Linked DNA regions of Homo sapiens: region 2 is linked to region 1. The links are chromatin contacts, found by Hi-C in ENCODE. All regions are on one chromosome and are shown on one strand. The core of a region is the stretch at or near the end of the contact, and the rest is flanking DNA. Distances in the headings are between cores, read along the strand shown. Region 1 has its middle 71 kb from the start of LINC00456. Region 2 overlaps RAP2A (RAP2A, member of RAS oncogene family).

What was found. Hi-C counts contacts between places; a loop is a spot of excess contacts on that map. Pooled maps may share reads with other maps.
Region 2: a loop to region 1 is called in a pooled map, with 2.7 times the contacts of the local background. The contact joins two enhancer-like sites. A Hi-C loop is called at or near these places in 2 of 37 single-sample maps with no recorded cell type and 3 of 50 pooled maps.

Annotation. Positions count from the first base shown.
Region 1 is chr13:97,105,006-97,111,864 of GRCh38, forward strand. No RefSeq gene overlaps it. Among named protein-coding and RNA genes, the nearest start is that of LINC00456, 71 kb to the right of the region's middle. RefSeq lists a silencer at 4,998-5,177. Within about 2 kb of position 5,031, at least 10 of the 41 ENCODE cell types and tissues checked have a DNase peak (open chromatin) inside an H3K27ac peak, as active enhancers do.
Region 2 is chr13:97,456,301-97,462,852 of GRCh38, forward strand. The region is part of intron 1 of RAP2A (RAP2A, member of RAS oncogene family); the gene reads left to right. Among named protein-coding and RNA genes, the nearest start is that of RAP2A, 25 kb to the left of the region's middle. RefSeq lists enhancers at 3,561-3,610, 3,971-4,080. Within about 2 kb of position 3,836, at least 2 of the 41 ENCODE cell types and tissues checked have a DNase peak (open chromatin) inside an H3K27ac peak, as active enhancers do.

The DNA.
Region 1 (6,859 bases), core at 3,781-6,280:
CAGGAGCTCTGTGCCAGGAACTGGGGACAAGGACCTATTACATATATATACATATATATATATATATATATATATATATATTTTTTTTTTTTTTTTTTTTTTTTTTTTTTTACTGTATCTCAGCCACCCTTGCTGGAACTCCAGGCTCATCTCTCTCCATGACCTTCCCAATATTCCACTGTCCAGCATTACCCAGTGGTTTCCAGTTTCTGCTGCCCCTGCCTGCAACCCTGTCTCCATCACCAGCATCTGATGGGTCTGCCTCAGCTCCCAGCTTAGACCCTTCACTTCCTCCTGAGGTCTCTTCCAGTTCCCAAGGTCTGGCCTAAAATCTGCTCTTGGGTGCCATGCATCAGGCTCTATTTCACTTGGTTGAGCTGCATTGCATTTGCTGGTTTATCTGCCTTCCTTCCTAGATGGAAAGTTCCATGGTGGGCGGGAACCTGACGGTGGTTGTTCATCGTTATATCCTCAGTGCCTAGCAGAGTGCATACCACCTGGTAGGAATTCAGTAACTATTTGTTGAATGACTGAACGATGTTCTTTTCCAGTTAAAACAGAATGAGGGCATCAAATCTATTGGAAAGACCAGCAAGTGCCCTCACAGAACCCAGAGGAGAAAATAGCAGACCCCTGTGTCATGAGTGTCACATTCAGACCTCCATAAATAAACACTCCTTCACATCTGGGACTAATTAGACCAAAGAGAAGTTTTCTGTTTTCATAAATGAAAAACTGTCCAAATGGTTTATTGCCATAAATAGGCTAAATTAAATCTTAATCCTTGTATTAGTTTGTTTTCACATGGCTATAAAGAACTGCCCAAGGCTGTATAATTTACAAAGGAAAGAGGTTTAATTGACTCACAGTTATGTGTGGCAGGGAGGCCTCAGGAAACTTACCATCATGGTGGAAGGTGAAGGGGAAGTAAGCACCTTCTTCACATGGCGGCAGGAAAGAGAGAGCGGTGAGTGAAGTGGGAAGAACCCTTCATAAAACCATCAGAGCTCATGAGAACTCACTCACCATCATGAGAACAGCATGGGGGAAACTGCCTCCATGATCCGATCACCTCCCACCAGGCCCATCCCTGGACTTGTGGGGATTACAGGTTCGAGATGAGATTTGGATGGGGACACAGAGCCAAACCGAATCACCCCTGGAGTGCCACAGATAGGTCACATGTGTGGTGTTGGTCCCTTCAGTTCCTAGGGTGGTGCCGGAGGAGAAGAGGGGAGAAGCCTGGATTCAGACCTCTATAAATGAAGGAGCCTTTATCTATAGAGGTCAGAATGTGACACTCATGACACAGGGGTCTGCTACTTTCTCCTCTGGGTCCGGTGATGGCACTTGCTGGTGTTTCCAATAGATTCGATGCTCTCAGTCTGCTTTTAACTGGAAAAGAACATGATTCATTCATTCAACAAATACTTACTGAATTCCTTATTGAAGAAAGGAGATGCCTGGGGTAGCTGGACCCCCATGCCAAGGCCACTGGCCACGTACAGCCTCGTCTATGTGCCCCAGCATGTCCTGTGAATGTTAGCGTGGGGCATCTGGGGTGAGTTTGCACAAGCTTGAGAACACTGATGGCCACCATGTCAGCAAATACTCTGTGTTGTTATTATTTCTTACTATTTTTAGCCATTAGTACTTCTTAAATAGATATTTCTTTAGGCGGGAAGTCAAGGAAAGCACTGTATTTTCAGGCTCTGCAGAACCTAGCAGTGGTCCTGTCTCTCTGGAGACTGGGGTCTTTTCCGATTTTTAAAACAGGAGAGAAAGGGAGCACATAGTAGTAGTAGTAGTATGACTCTCAGACAATTTAACAGGAAATTTAGTGGTAGAATTTGTAGTGGTAATTGTGGTAAGAATAGTAATTAGTAGTAGAAGTAGAAGTGGTAGTAGTAGTAACTATCTTTCCAAGGCAAAAAAATAGGTAGGATTAAATATCTGTATTAGGGTTCTCTAGAGGGACAGAACTAATAGGATAGCTGTATATATAAAGGGGAATTTATCAGGGAGTATTGACTCACACCGTCACAAGGTGAGGTCCCACAGTAGGCCATCTGCAAGCTGAGGAGCAAGGAAGCCAGTTTCAGCCCCAAAGCTGAAGAACTTGGAGTTCGATGTTCGAGGGCAAGAAGTATCCAGCACGAGAGAAAGATGTAGGCCAGAAAACTAAGCCAGTCTAGTCTTCCCACGTTCTTCTGCCAGCTTATATTCTAGCCTTGCTGGAAGCTGATTAGATGGTGCCCACCTAGGTTGAGGATGGGTCTGCCTTTCCCAGTCCAGTGACTCAAATGTTAATCTCCTTTGGCAACGCCCTCACAGACACACTCGGGAACACTACTTTGCATCCTTCAGTCAAGTTAACACTCAATATTAACTATCATAATATCTAATCTTATATTTTCCATATGTGGGCCCCCAAGAGGTTAGAGGCCAAAGCTTGAAGCAACCAGGTACAAACAAGAAATTTTGTTTAAAATGTAAAGGAAATGTTAAAAAAATTAAACAACATTTTAGAATATTGTGTTTCATCCTAAAAACCCATGCAAAATTTACTTGCTACTTCATAATATTTCTGTGTCATCTCTCCCTTCCTCACCCCCCAAAAGCTGTGAGTTATAAATGTGCTCCTGGGGCCAGGTGCAGTGGCTCACGCCTGTAATCCCAGCACTTTGGGATGCCAAGGCAGGTGGATCACCTGAGGTCAGGGGTTCGAGACCAGCTTGGCCAACATGGTGAAACCCCATCTCTACTAAAAATACAAAAACTAGCTGGGCATGGTGGCGGGCGCCTGTAATTCCAGCTACTTGGGAGACTGAGGCGGGAGGATCGCTTGAACCTGGGAGGCAGAGGTTGCAGTGAGCTTAGCTTGTGCCATTGCACTCCAGTCTGGGTGACAAGAGGGAAACTCTGTATCAGAAAAAAAAAAAAAAAAAAAGTGCTCCTGGAACATGGGCCAAGTTCATCCTGGGACTTCGTGACAATCCCTCCTGTCCTCTCCTGCCCAAGCCCTCGGGGGCTGCACATTCCTCAGCTGAAGAAGAAACACTGCCTGTTGGCCCAACTTGATTCTTACATAGTTTCTTCTCTGGATGGTATGATATAAAAGTCAAACCACAGAGGTTCTAAGTTAACAGAGAAAATGGTGAAGGGGACCAAAAATAAAGAGAAATGATTATTATTGTTATTATTTTGAAGTGAATAGGAATAGGAGTTTTCTCTGGGCTAGCATGACAGCATTCGGGGGATGGAGCTGGCCTCCTGGTATCTTGCTGCAATATCAGAATGGTGGGGAACCCTTGCCCTGACAGCATCGCAGACTGTCAGTGATCCATCACTGTTTATCATACTCACATTAAATTATGCTTGGCGTGTACTATAAGTCTGGAAACCCTGCCAGATTCGGTCTCTGGCTGCAACGTGGCTGCCTCTGACTAAGGAGGCTTGATGGGTATTTTATCATCTTTTTAGAGATGGACGTCGCTTGGGCCTTCTTAGGTAATGCGAGGTATGGTGTTTCCATGAGACCAGAGTAGCTCTCAAGGTGTGATATTTTTCTAGGGGAAGAGCTCTGGGAAAGGGGCTCATGTATTTTTGGCCCTAGACCTGACTTTTTTTAGCTGGCGAATGTGATAAACAGGCTGAATCCTAACTTTCTGTTGGCTGCCCTGATTCTGCGCTGACTCAGCTTTCTTTGTGGCTTCCTGCCAATGCATGTAAGGTACCATCCAAAGTCTGGGAGAAGATGCTCAGTCATCTTTTTATTGTTTCTAGAGAAATGTCCTTAGTGAACAAATAGCCCTGATTGACAGCCATAAAATAAGAGAATTATATCATATAATGTCTACGGTGCTTTCCAGTGTGTGCATTTTTAAACTTTGAAATTTCCAGTTAAATTGAGAGGGAGAGATGCTTCATAGCCCCACAAGAGGTGGAGAGGGGGAACCTTAAAGTATTTCCTGAGCTGAAGTTTCCAATGAAGCAGAAGCATGTTGTAAGTCAGTATCCAGACTAGACAAGACTAAAGTGTCCACTCTCTTTATATCAGAGAGGAATCAAACTAAAACTTTTTGAGGGAAGGTTCAGATTGAGAGTTAGTCTGCTTAATAAGGGATAAATGACCCCACCAGCTCATTAAGTGGAACCTCAGGGACTCACCCTGGAGAATGTACAAATGTGCATCTCTCTCTCCTGGACCCTGATGAGCATAGGATAAACATGCTTAATTTGTAATATTCCTTTCTCTGCAACATAAATGACGTATCTTGGGCAGGCAAGGCTGACCCTTTGATATATTTCACCCATGGTAGGATCTTTAAAACATGAAAGTTTGTTCAGAGACCACAGCTCTAAGCCTGTAGATCATTTTGGAGAGGATGGAAGCCAGGTAGCCTTTGGCAGGGCCCCTGGCATGCTTGGTGCTGTCTTGCTTGATGAGAAATGTGTGGTTCCACCGCCGGGGGTGGGCGGGGGGATTATCCAACAATTTATTTCTACACAACAACGGCACATGAAAAAAAAAAAAAAAGGCTTGGCTCAGAATGTGAGAGCTGAAATGAACCTTCAGGGTCACCTCCATCAACCCCTCTCTCCGCAAACAAAGAACACCAGGACCCCACACGGCTAAGTGGGTGGGTCCCGCTCCCATAGCTAATTAACGGCAGACTCAGGTATAGAAACCTGGTATCTGTAATCAAAATGGCCCTAATTCAAAACCTGGTCGGGCCACTCAGTAAGCCATGTTCCCCTCGGTAATTTATCCAGTCCCCCCTGAGCCTCACTTTGCTCCGCCACAAAACAAGAATGACCCTCCTTGCTTTTTAGGGCTCCTCTGCAGATTAAATTCATTAGCACCTCGAACGTTGGAAAGACACAATATTTTCTTGCCCTCCCCTCCTCTTATCAGCTTGAATCGATGCGTCATGAACTCAGTGATTTCCTCTTCGCAAGCCTGCTCTGGATGCAGTCTGGTGTTACATAACCGGCTGGCTGAGGACGCAGGTCCCCTGGGCGCTGCCGGCGCGCTGTGACCAGACACGCGGGCGCGGGTGGGGGGTTCCGTCCAGCAGAGGGCGGCAAAGGACGCCCGGCGCGGTCCCACGGCCCTGCGGGCGAGCAGCAAGCTACTGCGTTCCCTTCGGGAAGGCCTAATGAGCTCTTCCTGCACCGTGTTCTTTTCGGTAGAAGCATTTTTCCTGCCTCACTTAAGTGAGTACACAGTGTTTTGGCAACTGCCATGTGTCCATATTTTTTTTTAGTTTTTGCTTTGTTTGGTTCTGGTTTACTTGAGGGGCGCTCATGACATTTGCTAAGCATTTCCACGCTTATGGTCTTCTCGCAGTTTGATGTCTCCAGTGCCCCAAAAGGAGTCATTTTTATTCCCAATTTACAGATGATGACGGCGATATTCAGATAAGTTTAGTGACGTGGCAGAAGCAGATGCCCTTTCTAAACCAAGGAAGGGGCTGGGATGAGGAAGGGGAGGTATTTAATTTGACCGTTTCTGCCTCCTTCTGTCAGACATATTCGACAGGATTTATTCGGTGCTTGAGGTAAGTCAGGTACTTTTGTAAGTGCCTGGGAACATGAAATAAAAAGGAGGTGGCAAGTCTTCAATTTAATTCGAAAGACTGCATAATTTTTTTGACCTCTGAAAGTGGTTTGGGAGGAGGTAGAGGCTGGGTTTCCTGCAGTGTAGACAGGGTCTGTTACACCCGCTCCCTCCCAGAACTGCTGGATCCCAATCTGCAGTTTCACAAGCCCCCAGGTGACTTATCCACACACTTTAAAGTGTGAGATGCGCAGCCCTGGAGGGCACCCAGGAGCTCCATTCAAATATTTGGAAGGCCAATATTTGAAAGAGTAAGTGTATTTGTTTTGTTTTGCTCTAAAAGATAGGTTTAAGTTTAATTAACATAAGCCACAAGAAAACGAGATTTCCAAATCCTGTAATGAACAGGGGATTTGGAGTCGGGCCTTCTCCTAAACCTTACTAGCTTGTTACTAGTTGCCAGGTGAGTTGAAGCTGGAGGGACTTGGCGAAACTTCTTCTCTCTGATTCTTATGACTCCTAAGATGGGAATGTTGTTCTCTAGCCCCCACTGGGTGACTGCTGTTGGCTTTTCCCCATCGAATAAGATAGGAAATTTGAAAGTTGTAATTATTAACTGCCCGGGTCAGAGATAGAGCGCTCTGCTCTGTGAGGTAGTAAGTGGCTCTTCACACATTGAGGGACAGTGCAAATGGAGGTGGGGATGTATATTTGGGGCTCTTATGAAATTCAGTATGGTTGGGGCATGTAGTGGGGATGGAGGTGGAGGTGAAGAATGCGAGAGCTGATGGCACAATTAGGACTAGAACCCAGAAGTTCACTCATTTCATAGTTATTGTGTTAGAAGTAAGAGCAGTCCCCACAATGCCCCACCCTTAGTTTGGCTCCCCCGCTCCCCCCGCCTTACAGACAGGGTCTTGCTCTGATGTCCTGGCTGGAGTGCAGTGGTGCCATCATAGTTCACTGTAGCCTTGAAACCCCCCTGGGCTCAAGGTGTGAGCCACTACACCTGGCCTGACGCCTTAAAACTAATGCTAGATGACATCTGCTTAGTTGGGAGCATCACAGACCACATACCAGGGGTGTCCAATCTTTTGGCTTCCCTGGGCCACACTGGAAGAGGAAGAATTGTTTTGAACTACACATAAAATACACTAACACTAACAATAGCTGACATGTTAAAAAAATAAAACAAACTCATAATGTTTTAAGAAAGTTTAAGTATTTGTGTTGGGCTGCATTCAAAGCTGTCCTGGGCCACATGCCACCCATGGGCTGCAGGTTGGAAAAGCTTGA
Region 2 (6,552 bases), core at 2,586-5,085, 350 kb after region 1:
CACTTGCATGTAGGTCTCTTTCTTCTTCAGGCGTTGGTTCTCTTCCACAAACTGCTTTTTTCTCTTTACTTTTCAGAGTTCTTTGGTAATTGTTTTTTGTGTTTTGTCCTGAGTTTTTATTTGTAATCAGCAGGAGATAGGCACTTTAATGGGCTTATGCTATCCTGGCCACAATAGAAGTTCTCAAGTGGTTTTTAAATAAAACATTTAAAATGGCTGTGAGTTGCATCTCCATCATCAGTTGGTCCATTGTGGACCAGTGGTCCACAATCCAGTGGTCCAATGATTGTGATAATCAAAGCATTAGAAATCTGTTCTGATATAATGTCAACACTCAGTTTCTATGAAAGCAGATTATTTTATTGGTTGAGATACTCCTAATAGCTTTGAATATCTTCTGGGTATCATTACTCTCCTTACTTTTTACATTACATTTACACATTTCTCTCTGTTCATCTTCAGTATGCATTCTGAAACCAACAGGACATCAGAGCTGGACTGTGGTTTTCTTTAATTATTCAAGCTAAATTACCAGAAATGCCCTTTTAAGATGAAATATTTAGTCGCTTCAAAACAAGTCAGGTTGGAGGAAGAGGGCAGGTTTACTTAGCTCATGTTTTTCATCCTTACAAGCAGTATTGATGTTTCATGCTAGCAAACTGTGGTAGAAGCCTTCGAGTCCTAACCAAAAACAATTCTTTCTTCAAAACTCCCGTAACACTTTATCAAAACTCCCATAACACTTTATTAAAAGATTAAAAATGTAAATCCTAAGGATAGGGTAACAAGCACTCTTAAGCACTATTGGTTTTAGTATAAATTTCTAGATGTTCACTGAAACTTTGTGTGTGTCTGTGTTTACATGGCAATTTGATGAACTAAGCTAGGAATATGATTTTTCTGGCTCAAAAGGTATGCAAAAGATTATAGGTATAAACACGTGAGAGATATATATATATACATATATATATATAATGCATACCCTTTGAGGCAGAAATCACACTTCTAGGTGTAGTTCATCAGATTGGCTGCTTATTTTAGCCAAAAAATGGGGGTGGGGGCCTTCATATGCATTAATGGAGTACAGATAATTAAATTACGGTACAGTTATAGTTTCTATAAAATGGAATGCTACCTAGCCATTAATACGATACATATTATTAAAGTGGAAAGCTCTATAATATTAAATGGAAATTGAGGCTACTAAATATAATACATCTTCATATACGCTAATGGAGGACAGATAATTAAATTATGGCACAGTTATAGATTCTATAAAATGGAGTACTACCTAGCCATTAATATGATACATATTATTTATTAAAATGGAAAGCTCTGTAATAGTGGAAATTGAAGCTACCAAATATAATTGGTATAATCTCTTTTTATAAAAGCTATAGGTATACTTATATTGATATATGGAGGAAAATAATTTGGAAGGATAGATATCAAAATAGTTATAGTGATCATTCTCACAGAGCCAAGATTAAGAATTAAAAAAATGTTTTTTTGTTTCCTATTAAGTATTGCCAGGTATTTTTTTAAAATCATGACTTATTTAATTTGAGCAAGAGTAGGAGGGACCTATATCATGTTGGAGAAAAGATTTCTACATTCTAAAGGGTAAAAGAACTAGAATCTATGAGAAGAAGGGGCAGGGTGTTACAGATCACAGTTCCTTATATACAAGTAAACTTTTAAACTGTGACTTTTTAACACTAACATTTAACAGACCTGACAGTACAAAATGGGTTGCCTGTAGGTATGAGTTCCACGTCACTAAAAATGTTCAGACGTAAGCTCCAAAGCCATTTGGTAAGTTTATCATGGAAGTAATTGAAGCATCAGTTTTTTTGACGTTTTGCCTTGGGACTCTCTTGGTAGATGATTTTAACTGTGTGAAAAGATGAATGAGGGGACTTAGAAAAGCCTTTCTGATTCTCATTTCCAAATTCAAAGAGAATTATATTTCAACCTGCTTATCACTAAGAAGATACCAGCATGTTAAAATTCACATGAAGTATGACCTTCTTTAAATACGCTACGATGCAGCACCCTCAAAAGTAAAGTACAGAAACTGACAGTAGTGGTATCTGTCTACAGTTTATCATTGGTGAATAAATGAAGGGAAGAAGGAATTGAGTCTGGACTTGCCGCATATGGAACCATGAACTATACACATAGAATGTTGTTTGGGGTCACAAAGTAGTAGATTAGGCCAGTGATTCCTAAACCCTGCTGAACTTCAGAATCCATCTTCAGAGCTTATAGATATAGACATATTACATATTTTAATAGACTCTTGGGTCCTGATCCCACAGATTTAGATTAACTAGCTCTGGAATAGGGCCCAGAAATCACTATCTTTAAAAGAATTCTCAAGTTGTGTTGATGATCAGCCAAGTTCAGACACGACCAGAATAAAATATATATACGTATACATACCTACATATCAGGACAGTTACAAGAAAGGAGAAAGCAAAATAAAGTATTTTGATAAACACATCAAGTTCTTTTGAGTTACTGATATTTTAAAAAGCTGTCTCGGTGAGAAGCCCATTAACATTCTACAGCTAAGTGATGCTACAGCCAGTATTTCTGATGTTTCATTCAGTCCATTAAGCAGAGCTGCTTAAAAGAACTAGTTTTATTTATTTATACATTTATAATCAGGTTCATGAATACAGTCAACACTATGGAAATTCTTGTCAATAAAAAAGTGTTTGTCCACAGACTACACACAGAAATAAAATTATTAGACCTGCATCAGTCACCGTCTGAGCTGGTCATGCCCTTAAAGGAAATTTCAAGGAAGATGGGCTGAAGTTGGTGAGATATCTGCTGATGTTTAAGATGTAAGCAAGGTGGTATCTTACTCATGATCAGGTTAACAATAACACATACATTGAACAGTTTGAGAATTTTGCATCTTTAGCTTTATGTCCAAATGATGAAAAGGGGGTAAGGAAGAAATGATGAAAAGGGGGAAATGATGAAAAGGGGGAAAATGAAGGCAACCTGCAAAACTGATAATGAAAATAGAACATGAAAGTAACTGTCATCACCCACTAACAAAGCACCTCATCTTCCTAAATAACAGAGTCAGCCCTCTAAGTCAGTCTGTCATAAGTGCCAGATTTGTTTTCTGAGGCCACTTTTGGCACCCGAATTCCTGAGGTCTAGCTTCAAATGAGCATTTCCTCCACTGCCAGAGTCCTGCAGGAGGCTGTAGAGATGGATCCCACAGCTGGTCCCTGCACTGACAGGCATGCTGTCGCCGGCTCAGGCATTGTCTAGGGCATGTCCTGCTTAGAATGCTCTTCCCCTAGAACCTGCACGGTAGGGAGCAGATTCCCAGAAACCCTTCCCATCTTTGTTCACAGCCACTTTCCCAACAAGGCCTGGGATCATCTTATTTAAAACTGTGGCACCTGTGCTCCCCACCCACCACCTGATCCACATCTTTTTTTCCATTGCACTTAACACTTTTATTGTAAACCCAGAATTGACTTGTTATGTTTATTGTTGATGTCTGCGCCCTCTGCTAATTACAGAGCTTTATTTGCTTTGTCCATTGATGTAAGTGTCTAGAATAGTGGCTAGCACTTAGTATATAAATATGTGTTGAGTGGATGGATAAGTACATGATGTATTGATTGTTCGATTGTTCATTACTAGCTATTTATGCCACATCAGGCAGTTTTCAGTATAGCCTTCAGTATTCACGTAGTTAAAACCATCCCAAATATTTGTGTTTGAACAACGTTGTCTGTGAAATGGAACTGCCTAGGTCATGAGTGCATTTTGGAGTTCTGCTGTTGAGTCAGAGCATGCTGGCAGTAGTGGCTCCGCTTGTAGAAGTGAAACCTCCTGCTTATGTTTTGGCCCCATGAGATCTCATAAGATTTCCCCCAACATTTTTGGCTTTACTCCTGATGCACACTTTCATATCTCTTAAAGATCAGCCTGTTGGACGTTATTCTTAGAACAGTGCTAAGCACTCAGCAATTAACCTAGTCAATGATATGTGTTGACTGTGGGTGTGACCCACCATGTCTGTTGTGATTTTTAACTTCAGAGTATCTTAGGAATTATCCAGTCCAGCTCATTTTATACTTCAAGAAACTCAGGAAACCAAGATTAGGTTAATCTTCTAAATTCACAGTACTAGCTAGAGGCAGCCCCTTCTGGGACAGGAGTCCTAGTCTGTTTGGTTTCTTTTTTTTTTAAACCCACCATATTGCTAAAACAGATAGCAACACCAGCTTCCTCATGCAGTGCAGTCATCTACTGTCAACACAGGTCTTGGCTTCTTTCCCTTCAGCGTCTCACCCATCTTTCTTAAGGAGGATCCAGATTTCTCCAAATGTTACCTTCATATGGGACCCTATTCTGTCACCCCAATCCAGAGCCTTCTTAGAATGCCTTTCCCACAGGGGCCAGTATATTCTCTCGAGTGCCCGCTGTTTGGGAATGCTTGCTTTTCTGCTTTCCTAGGCCCCCATCACCATGGATGTTCAGCACAGGGACTCTGGAGAAGCACCTGGTTAGTGTCTGGTGGCTGCTTTGTTGTTTTTGACTCCCATCTTTTTTGCCTGTCTCTTCCTCCAGCTTCACCCTCAACTCGGTTTGCCCTCAGGAGTTCTTTACCTCCTTTGATCAGTTTCTCCGGCTCCTTCTTCACCCTTTGTGGCTTCTCAAGGCCACATCACTAGAGTTAGGAGGGGAAAGAAGCAAGCACCCTCCTTTTATCTAGTACTTCATTTTTTTCAGCATTATCTCATTTGCCCTTTACAGCAACCCTGTGTTAAGTGGGAACAGATACTCTTACTCCCTTTTTACTATCAAAGAAATGAAATACAGATATGTAAAGGAAATGATCTCATTGGCAGAACTGGAAGCAGAGCCTCCAAATCTGGGTGTAGAATCTTTTCTACTGTCCCAAATTTTAACAGAGAGACAAAATTTATCACCGTCTGGTATTCTGAAATGTACATAATTTTTCTCAACATCGTACTCAGTTTAAAAATCTTCTGAGGATATTAATGTGGATTTCTCTAGTGTCTTTAGAAACTTGATTTTAGAAAAGGCCACTGACAAGTTAGTGATATAATAAACAGGTCCTCTGATACTGACTGCATTTTCATCTACATTTACCAGTTATTAAATGCTGTTATATGTGGAACTGTGTTTGCAATATTTTATTTACTGTTTTGAGAATTAGGTTGATGGTAAGATTTATTCAAATTCTTGATTTTAATAATGTATCAATACAACTTAATAATTTGATTTATTTGCAAGTTTTGAAAATCCACATATTCTAGTAGATCCTGAACTTAACTAAAAGTGTAAGAAATATTTCACATATAAAACATGATACAGGCTGGGTGCGGTGGCTCACGCCTGTAATCCCAGCACTTTGGGAGGCTGAGGCGGGCGGATCACGAGGTCAGGAGATCGAGACCATCCTAGCTAACACGATGAAACCCTGTCTCTACTAAATATACAAAAAATTAGTCGGGCGTGGTGGTGGGCGCCTGTAGTCCCAGGTACTCAGGAGACTGAGGCAAGAGAATGGCGTGAACCCGGGAGGCGGAGCTTGCAGTGAGCAAAGATCATGCCACTGCACTCCAGCCTGGGAGACAGAGCGAGACTCCGTCTCAAAAAAAAAATATATATATATATATATTTATATATTTATATTTATATATTTATATAGATATTTATATATTTATATATATTTATATATATATTTATATATATATTTATATATTATATATATTGTATTTAAACATTCTTTAAAATATTTATCATTTATCTCAACTAATAGAAAGTGATCTTATCACTTTTTATTATTCATAGACAGACTGAAATTTGTTTTAACTTAAATTCAACCAATGTTTTACTTAATTTTATTAATGTTTTTAAGTTACTCCACTGTCAAGCAAAGCATTTTAAAGTACACTGTGATGTATATACTTTCATAAGAAAAACGAAATGTAATTACATTTTGCAAGTAACACAAATTGGAAGCTGACATTGTCCTGACATGGCTGGCAGTGTCTGCTCCCTGCCAAGCTTCTCTGTATAGCCAATCAAGAGAGTTTATATGCAAAGTAGCAAATACATGGTGTTTTGTAATGCAGCTTTATTCTCACTGCCACTTGCCCTCCTAGAGGCCATGGGATGCACAAATTGTTTGTATGTAAGAGTCCTAGAAGATGTTAAAAACCCTTGTGTCTTATGTTCAGAGCTGTCAGCATGATCTAAGGCCCGAAATCGTAAGGTACAGTAGTGTACAGTAAATTTATATAAAGTCCTTTGATATAAATTGAAGTTGTCCAAATTCATTTCCTATAAAATGATAATATCCAAATTCTAGGTTTGCCTTTGATGTTGTTCCTTCCACTCATTTTTAAGTTGTTTTCATGTTTCACATTGCCAAATGGCACACTACCTGGAGTATGCCCTCTTGTTGAGACCATTCTTAGTTTGATATAGTGTCAAAGAAAAAAAGTGAGAATGTTGGGAATTTGGTTTGCTTTACAAGTT